2 separate regions of the Homo sapiens genome follow, and region 2 is linked to region 1. A link is a loop called in an ENCODE intact Hi-C map of the cell type or tissue named here. Cell type or tissue: heart right ventricle. All regions are shown on one strand.

Evidence for each region. Hi-C counts contacts between places; a loop is a spot of excess contacts. Peaks named below come from ENCODE experiments on the same cell type or tissue, not always from the same donor. Only the 100,000 strongest peaks of a DNase experiment are listed, where the experiment ranks them.
Region 2: a loop joins it to region 1, with 10 times the contacts of the local background. A loop is called at or near these places in 3 of 110 quality-filtered maps.

Annotation. Positions count from the first base shown.
Region 1 is chr16:49,110,514-49,115,513 of GRCh38, reverse strand. LOC105371241 (a long non-coding RNA gene) reads left to right here. Exons shown (of 4, transcript XR_001752138.3): 3 at 1,348-1,538. Among named protein-coding and RNA genes, the nearest start is that of CBLN1, 170 kb to the left of the region's middle. In heart right ventricle, no CTCF peak of the experiment used is centred here; a DNase peak (open chromatin) is centred at 2,543; H3K27ac peaks cover 732 bases.
Region 2 is chr16:48,944,489-48,949,488 of GRCh38, reverse strand. No RefSeq gene overlaps it. Among named protein-coding and RNA genes, the nearest start is that of CBLN1, 330 kb to the left of the region's middle. In heart right ventricle, no CTCF peak of the experiment used is centred here; a DNase peak (open chromatin) is centred at 2,243; H3K27ac peaks cover 1,887 bases.

The DNA.
Region 1 (5,000 bases):
GGTACCAGGCTGGGAGGAGGCACTAGAGAACCAAGCAGGCTTCCAGCTCTGAGTCTTACACTGTGGAGTCTTTTGGCTTCTCCAGATTGCTTCTCTACTCTTCTCCACTCTGCTGCACCTCAGGGGCTGACCTATGTGAACTACATGGTCCGACTCCCCTGCCTCCTGGCTTCTGCTTGCATTTGGCTGATGAAAGCTGCCAATGAGGATAGGAAGATGGGAGGAGCAAGAGGCGAGGCTTTATTCCTCGTTCTCTCCTGCCAGGTCATTGTGGCTTGGCCCCGCAGGACACCTCTCCCATCAGGTGGCTCTTCCTTTACATTATTCTCCCCAGTTTGGGGAACTGCCAGCTCCCTTTGCTCCTTCATGCCTCTGATGGGGGGATGCGGGTGGGGGTATTGGCTCCCTGCTTTGGCCAGTCCTGGATACCATACTATCCTTTATTAGTTTCTCTAAACTTTGTAAACAAGTCTTGTTTCAGAGTATTAATAAAATACTACGAAAATAACCCCATCTGGGTAAGCCATTTCTTGACCACCAGGACTCCAACTGTGGCAGGGGTCTTTAGGAACGTCGGGAGTGAGTACAACACAGCCCTTGTACCCAGGAGCTTACAATGGAGTTGGAGACATGAGTCACAGATAGAAATGGGACCAGACTTTCTGTTAATCCAAGGCTGCTATGAGGCATCCTTGATTCAGAAAAAGGATCAATATGGGCTGCAACAACAGGGGAGGCTTCTGAGAGGAGGTGGTGGCTTGGGTTGGGTCTCAGTATCGTCCATGTTTAGGGAAGTAGGGAAGAGGTGGTGGCATGTTGGGTAGGAGAATAGCCTAAGCAAAGAGCAGGGGATCAGGAACACCCGGGGCATGCAGTTTCAACTATAAACTCCACTGGCCTGATGGGAAAGGAAAGTGGAGGAGGAAGAAGGGAAGCATTTGAAGAGGTGGAGGAGGCATGATGAGTCTGGACTTGGTGAGAATGAAGAGAACCACAGTCTGTGCGAATATCTCATTCTCTCTGTCCAAGGAGCAGGTGCAGCTTCTTTCAGGCTTATTGTCTGAAAGAGCCGGCTGCCCTGGAAGAGCTGGCTGGACCGTTCTCATTATTGAGCCCTCAGATCAAATATCCCATCTCTTGAGAAGGCTTCTGTGGCAGCCAGCCTCCGAGGTGGCCCCAGTGACACCCACCTCTTGGTATTCACAATCTTGTGTAGTTACTTCCTGTTGAGTGAGGGCTGGACCTAGTGACTTGGGTCTAAAGAACAAAATAAGGTGTGTGTGTGCATGTGTGTGTGTGTTTCAGAGACTGTCATAAAAGACAGTGTGACATCTTCCTCTCCTGCAGATCATTTGCGCTGGGGAAAGCTATTCCAGCTGTCCCGTGCAGAGACGTGCTTGGCAAGGAGCAGAAGTTGCAGGCCAACAACTGCATGTGGGGGCAAATCCACCAGCTTCAGTCAAGCCTCGGATGACTGAGCTCCCAGCTGACAACTTGATTACAGACTTGTGAGAGACCCTTAGCCAGACCCACTCCAGGTAAGCCACTTCCAGATTCCTGACCCTTAAAAACTGAGAAAACAAACATCTGTGATTTTGAATTGCTAATGTGTTGTACAAAAATAGCTGACCAATACACACCTTCTCTGACCACAAAAATTAAATCAGCACCTCCGTCTCCACCCTGCACCTCCTCTTACCATCACGCCATGCCCCAGCTTCACATGACCTGGTCGTTGCTCTCTCCGAGGGTCCTTCTCGTTCCTGTTTTATTACTTTACTGCTTCCCTTGCTGCTCCTTGAACCTGTGGGGCATGCCCCCACCTCACCACTTTTGCACCTACTGTTCTTTCTTTCCAGAAAATTTTTTCCCAGTTACATGCATGGTGTGCTTTCTCTCTTCCTTGAATTTCTCAGTGAGCCCTTCCCTGACCACTCTGTTTCAAAGTATAACCACATTCCCAATGCCTCCCTAGACTTGTCTCAATGTATCTTTCTCCATAGCATTTATCAATGCCAAACACAGCATATACTTCTACCCATTTATTCTTGTTTTTTGGTGTCTTTTTCTCACTAAAAGGTAAGCTCCAGGAGGCTAGGTATAACCAGCACTTAGAACAGTGCCTGGTGTATAATAGGTGCTCAATAAGTATTTGTTGAATGAATGATGATCACATTATTTTTTTCTGCATTTTGGCCCTCCTTGCCCCTTGGTATACATATGAGGGTGTAATTTTATGGGGAAAAAAGAGACTCGGCAGATGTAATAAATGTTACTTATCAGTTGACCTTAAGATAGGGAGATATTAATAATTGTGGATTATCCATGTAGATTCATACAAGCATATGAGCCCTTAAATGCGGAGAGTAAGGGCAGAAAAGGAAAGCAGCAAGATTCCAAGCATGCACAGTAGCTGATGAGAAGAGGTGTAGGGTCCATGAGATGAGAAGGAAGGCGGGCAGCCTCCAGAGGCTGACAGAGTGGCCCCAGGCTGCAGCCAGCAAGGAAGCAGGGACCTCTGTTCTGCAGCCACAGGGAACTGGCTGTTCTGCCAGCAGTCGGAACGAGCCTGGAAGATTCTTTCCAGAGCCTCCTGATAGGAGTCCAGATGGCTGACACTTTGATGTCGGCCTAGTGAGACTTGGAGCAGAGAGCTCACATGTGCCTTTCTGGACTTCTGACCTACAGAACAGTGAGATAATACATGTTTGTTGTTTTAAGCTGTTAGATTCATGGTAGTGTGCTGTGGCAGCACTACAAAACTAAGACAGAACACTCTTAATTATTGGCTGTTATGTTACTAGTTTGTTTAGTGTGAGCTCAGAGCTATTGTCTGTCTTGTAACCCCAGTACTTACAACAGTGCCTAGCACGGAGTTGAATAAATATTTGTTGTATGAATGAGTGAATGGATGGATGGATGGGTCTCTACTTTGCAATGGAGTGGGGGTGTCTGTTGGCTTGTCTAGGAGTTCACTAGATTGTGAGAATCTCAGGCACCAGGGTCAGTTGCATTCAACCGCACAACCTCAGTGCTCTGCCCTGACCTGCCTCAGAGTGGGCTACAGTACACCTTTGGCAAACTCATGGGCAGCCTAGGGCCAAGCTACAAGGAAAGAGCACACAACACTGGCAAAATAGCCTGACTCTGTATGCAAAGTCCTTATCCCCGCACCCTGTAGAGTCAGATTCAAGACGAGGAAGACTTTGGTGACAGATTCAAATGCAGCTGAGCTTTTTACTAACTTCACTTTCTCTGAGCTTCAGTTTCAAGCTCTCAAGTGGAGATGATGATGATAATACCCACCTCCTAGGGCATTTTTATGAAGATTAATGAAACTGTACAAGTAGAAGACTTTGCACACAGTAGGTACCTAATAAATAGTAGTTCTTATTAGTTTGCCTTTTGTTGAATACTGCACCTTGGTGTTTTCTGGGGAAAGCTTCAGGTGAGTTTTTAGAGAATTTCACTTGAAATGGTTGACAAGTCTGGTCAGTGACATCCGCTTTGACTTCCACAATGAACTCCCCCAGCCCAACTCAATGTCTGTTCACACCAAAGGTGATCAGCTTGCTCTGGCCGCAGCCATCCAGGGACCAGATTTCCACAAAGCAAACACAACTGATGTTCATAGAAAGACAATGATCATAAAACACATGGCAAAAATGACAATGTTGAGTTGATCCATTTAGAAATGATGGAATGAAATGTATGGTGTTATCAAACACACACAGATACTCACACACAGACACACACAAATACACACAAACACACATATTTATACTCATACACACACACCCCTCACTGAAAAGGTTAAAGACAGTTAAACTATCATGGGAATGGATACAAAATATTGCATGGGGATTTAGAGGCAAGAAATACAAGGAAACATAATGCACTGTAAATTAAAGTCATTTATAAAGTGCAACTGGCACCCAGATAGAAAGGAAAAATGATTTGTCAGCAAAAGTGGGATGTCCTGTTATTTATTTACAGACTATTTCTATGGGACAGGAAAGAACATATTTATTAAGGGCTTGCTGGTGTACAAACACAAACATATTAATGCCGGGCACTGAGGACACCTACCTAATTATTTGTCTCAAACTGACTTTGTTCATTTGTTAGTTTTAAGCTCATGAGGCCCCTCTGGCATTCCTTGGAACGTCTGTTCTCCCACCAGTGTGGATCTCTTTAGCTCTAGGGCTGGCCTTGCCCTGCTCTGTGGACACACGGCATGGAAAAGGTTACTCCCAGGGGTTACCACAGCCTCCCCTGACTTACACAGCACTGCTACCCTCATTCAGCAACATTGACAGGGTCTGTGTGTTGAATTTTCTGCCCTGCCTCTCCAAGTGAGCATGGCTTTTGGTGTTGGAGGGGAGCCACTTCTGGCCTAAGGAGCTGTTGGTTTGATGTTTCTTCCTTACCTTCTGCATTCAAAAGGAGTATGTGTTACCTGGATATCACCTGGCCACTTGTGACCCTAACAGAAGCAATGAATAAATCTGGAAGCAAAAACAAACAGAGAAGCCAGAGAAGAAGGTGAGCTATATATTAGAAAACACTGCTTACAAAGAATAGGATGGTGTGGATGGTGAAAAGGGAAAGAAGAAAACACAAGAACCTCCAATACTCAGACTGGAGAGAGGACTTGGGAGCATTTTGAGAGGATTAAGTGAGAGTGTGTATGTAAAATATTTAGTACAGTTCTTGGCACCTAGGAGTGTTCAATACATGATAAATAATAATTATTATTATATACTAAAAATATTAACAATGAGAACTTGTACCTTTTAATAACCCTTCTGTTATCTAAGCAGTTTATCTGAATTTTAGAAGCACACAGAATGTTTATTATTATAAAGATCCTGCTTTCTAAAGCAATATTACCAGTTCAAGAATTGGAACCCAACTGAGACCCTATGGGGACAGTTGCACAGAAGAAATTTAAAACCAAACACCAGCTGTTGATATTTAAGAAGTAGGCATCTCCTGAG
Region 2 (5,000 bases), 170 kb after region 1:
GGCATGGTGGTGGGCACCTGTAATCCCAGCTACTTGGGATGCTGAGGCAGGAGAATCACTTGAACCTGGGAGGTAGAGGTTGCAGTGAGCCGAGATTGTACCATTGCACTCCAGCCCTGGGTGACAGAGCAAGACTCTGTCTCAAAAAAAAAAAAAAAAAAAAATGAAATGCCTTTACATATCTTCTCTCCCAAGGATGCTAAATCACTAATTGTAATACCAAGGTGTATACTTGACATACTTACATATAAAAATGCCTATTCCAGGCTGACTTCGAGACTGAGGATTTCAGACGGTTTATAAAATCCTCTTTTGTAAACAATTATAAAGGAAAACAATATCAGGCACCAGTGTGGTCTGAGGTCAAATACTAAAACTCACAGGTGGCATCACACAAGAATCCTGGACATGGAGTCAAAAGAACTTGGCTCCAGCCCAACTTAGCCCTTCCAGCTTAGCTCTCCTGAACTTCTGTTTCCTTCTAGAATAAGGGTTCTAACCCCGTGGCCCTAGCTGACCTCACAGTATTGTGGGGATCAAATAGGACAAGATTTGGGAAACACTTTTAATAACAATGGTTAACATTTTCACCATTTACCATGCCCTAAGCACTGTTTCGAGAGTTTTACCTATGTTAACTCTTCAAACTCTTCTAGTCTTTTTTTTTTTTTTTTTTTGGTTTCTTTGTTTTTGAGACGGAGTCTCACTCTGTTGCCCAGGCTGGAGTGCAATGGTGCAATCTTGGCTCACTGCAACATCCCCTCCCGGGTTCAAGTGATTCTCCTGCCTTAGCCTCCTGAGTAGCTGGGATTACAGGTGCCTACCACCACGCCTGGCTAATTTTTTCTATTTTTAGTAGAGACAGGGTTTCACCATATTGGCCAGGCTGGTCTCGAACTCCTGGCCTCGTGTTCCACCTGCCTTAGTCTCCCAAAGTGCTGAGATTACAGGCGTGAGCCACCGCACCTGGCCAACTCCTCTAGTCTTTAAAACAAGCTTACAAAGTATGTACTGTTAGTATAATCTCTACCTTCTAGATGAGGAAACTGAGCACAGAGAGGTTGAGAAGCTTGCCCAAGGTCTAACAGACTATAAAGGACACTCGCGGCAGCTGCCATCATCAACAAGGTTGTAACTATTGACAGGCAGGGCTCAGGGTGGTGGCTTGGAACAAGGGCTGTCTGGCCGAGCACAGAGGTGGACTTGCTGGCTCTGTGGCTCTGCACAGAGGAGAGTTTTCTGAGCAAGAGAACCTTGAGGTTTGGGCATGGGAGCATGGGCCGGGGCAGGATATAGAAACATGGCAAGGGCTTAATCTGTGTCTCTTCTAAGCATGGGAGCAGAAGAAGGAGGCAGTTCCTGAATCTGACATGAGCCCCTGGCTTAGCACAGGCAAGATGCCGAGCAAATGTAATACAAGCATTAACACCCTGCCATGGACACTTCTAAGCCCTCTGTTCACAAGTTAACCCTGACCCAGGTACCTCCTCTTGAAACAAGGAGACAAAAGGGGCTAAGATCAGGTGGCCTTATTCAGGGTTCTTAGGAGGCGAGCAAGCAGGTGTCAGGACTGGCCTTAGGTCAGTGGATGTCAGCCTTACCACACAGGCCACACTCACCTTCACTTAGCCTGGCTTCTTTCCTACCCAAACTGATCCCTGAATTTTCTTAGCAGGTTTACTATTAGGGCTGGAACAATCTTTCTGTTGTAGCTTGTGCTTTCTAGAAAGAAGGAAGAACATTCTTCACCGAGGATGCCCAGCTTCCCAAAGACAGAGGGATATAGATGTTCCCTCTGGCTATGAGAGAGAGATTAGAAGAAATCATTTTTTAGCACCTGTCCAAATTGTGGTACACTGTATCAGATGATTTAACTTTGTATTTCAGCCAGTGTTTGATCTTCTGCTAAGATTTGTAGTAAAGCTGTAAAATGACGAGTCACAGTGTTTCTTTTGCCCAAATAAGGATGGCAAATGGCTACTACACACAACCCTACCTTCCCTCTCGTGACAGTGGCAGACATTGCTAATCAATCATGATGCTCTTTCTCACCGACCCTAGATGTGGCCTGAGAAGTCTCAATGTAGCTCTCCAGGCTATCTGAGCTGATGCATGAGATGAAAACCATTTGCTATTTCTGCCAAAGAGGTAGGAGAACCTGGGAAGAACAGAAAACAACAGAGGAGACAGACACAACATCAGATGATGGAGAGGGGAGAAATACAGAGAGAGAGGGAGCCGAGAGCTTTGCCAAGTGGATGGTTCCGGGAGACAAGTGATAGAAAACAGGCATGGAAAATTTAAGAGAGCTGTTGATAAGCTGTAACTCTGGTAACCAAAAAGAAAGTGTTAATGTAACACTTAAAACGTGGACTGTAACTCTTTCAGAGCTGAAAATAAGTTGGGCAAATAGAGTTCTAAAGGGAGCCAGAGATGGTCTGTAGATATTTGTTTGATAAACACAGCAATTGCTTAACCCTGAGCTTTATGACTGGTCAATAACTAAAAATAGATATGGATGATACAGATACACATACAGGAAAACAAACCCTTTCTATGAATACTGAGCATAGATAACATTCAAGCGTCTATCGTGTGTCAGGCAGTATGCCAAGTGTTTTTTCATGCGCTGTGATATAGGAACTATTATTATCCCATTTTACACATGCAGCAACTGAAGCTCATGCATATCCAAGAACTTATCAAAATCAAACAAATAGAATATAGGGGAATCAGAATTGGACTCTAAGCAGTATTAGCCCTGCATCTCTCTCAATAAACAATTACATACCTGTAGCAGAACCCTGCAAAGAATGGGAGAGAGGCTGGCCCAAGTTTTTTCATGTCTGGGGAATTTCTATTCCTATGCATGTATTGTTTGCTTGTTCATTGATTCATTCATTCATTTACTCATAACCAGCAAATCTTTATAGTGTGCTGCTATGTGCCAGGCACTGTGTAGGCACTGGAAATGCCAGGTGAATGGGGTAATGGCTCTGAACTCACATAGCTTTCCTGTCCTTTCCTTGAAATTAAAGAATTGTACAGCAGCTAAAATAAGTTGAATAGGTCCTGCACTTTATAGCTAGGGAAATGAAATTTGGGTTTGGGGATGGCAAGGTCTAGGCAGCCTAGGCTTACTCTGACCAGCTCTGGGCTGAAAAGACACAGTTCAGCCCACCACAAGCCCAGCTCTTGACTTGGTCAGGATCAGTAGAAGTGGCCTCTTCTGGATTGGTTCTGGGAAATAAATTGCTTTCATGGTCAGAAGGGTTCTCCTGCTCCCAGATGATTCTGATGTGCTGCAAGATGCAGTTCCCTGGGATGGGGGGAGACAAATGCACACATCTTAGGTACAGAAATTGGATTGTCCCACCACCTCTGGTCCTCTATCTGCCCCCACCCTCCACCAAACTCTAACATGAGGAAGATATGACACACGGGTGTCCACAGCTCTCTGACCTCTGATGTTCCCTGGTGAGAACCAGTTTAGGATTGGTGTGTGTCAATTCAGCACCTTGCCACACCTTGGGAGGCCTTGCAAAGAAGTCCTTTCAAATTTCACAGGATTACTCCCTCCGCAACAGGCCAGAGCGGCACCAGTGAACCAGCTTGAATGGCCCAGCAGCAATGGTTGTTTAGGCTTATTTCAGAGATTATTTTGAGGAGCTGGTTCAAAAGCTGCAGACAATTTTTAAGTTCATTATAAGTTCAAACTAGCTCAGCGGGCATTAAGGTCTTTTGCTGATGTTATAAAAAAGAAAATTACCTTGGCTCGGTTCATAAATCTATAAAGAGAAAAAAATTGACTTCGTTTGAAAGCAGTTTGGGCTTTTGCAGGTGAATGGATGTTTTTAGTTGATGACTTCATGGGTTCAGGCCCCTGAGGATAGCACTAATGGGCAACATTAGTCCAATTATCCTAACAGGGGTAGGAAGTTACAGCAACTATTTACCTAGACTTTCAGAGTGAGGAACATTCTGTGGAAGGTGGGTATGGTTCCCAGAGAAAAGAAAACCTCCCCACATGACAGAGCCACTCTCAAACTCTTCAGGTTCCCAGAAACCCCAGAGGATAAATGAAATGTCTTACAAACATATCCTAGCAGAAGGTCAATGGAGACAGTTATAAAATGGTGCCTAGAAATGCAAAGGTGAAAACCAAGGGAATGGGAAGCCTCAGGTTAACTTGGACAGGTGACAAAAGAGAGTTTGAGGCTGACCTTCTGCTCCACTGACAAGTAATCTTGCAGGTGGGTGACTGAACCACCTCTCCAGCAGCTGGAAAGAACAACCCCATGGGAGGGGAAGAGTGAATAGACACTCCTTCCAGGGCCCGAACGGGAGTTAAATTCACAGACTTTCCTCCTCCACTAGGTTTTATTAAGTCTGGCTGCTAATTCCCTCCCCTCCTAAGAACTCCCAACTGACCTGGGGAAGGAAGAAGTGTCAGTAGGGGACAGACACCTGGAGAACCTACACTAAAGGATGACGAAGGGTTACTAACCCCCTGCATGAGTCTCATCAGTGGGTCAATGGGGGCCACTTAGCCCACAGGAAGATGATACCCAGTCATCCCATCTGAGGTCGCCCCTCCCCGGTTCCTCCTCATTTGCTCATACTGAGTATGTCCTTTAAGACACTTGTTACAATCTTGCTTATTTATCTTCTTTGTTAATTTGTACTTTTGTCTGTGATCTGTCTCCCAAACTTGAACTTAAGCAAGCAGGGATCTTCTGTGGTTTACTGGCCGTTGTATCCCCAAGACGTAGAACAGGGCCCCAGATCCATAAAAATACTCAAACTTTATTCAACTAAATGAATGCATAAGGAAATGAATGGATGAGTAAAAAATCCAGAACTCTATTCAGAGGTTACAAATAGATGGGGAGGGAGAAGTAGAGGAGGGAGAAATAAGGTCAACGATTCAGATAGGAGAGGGTGGATGTGATGAAATAGAGTGGAGGGTCTGAGCTATCATATCCCGGTCTCTCGGCAGG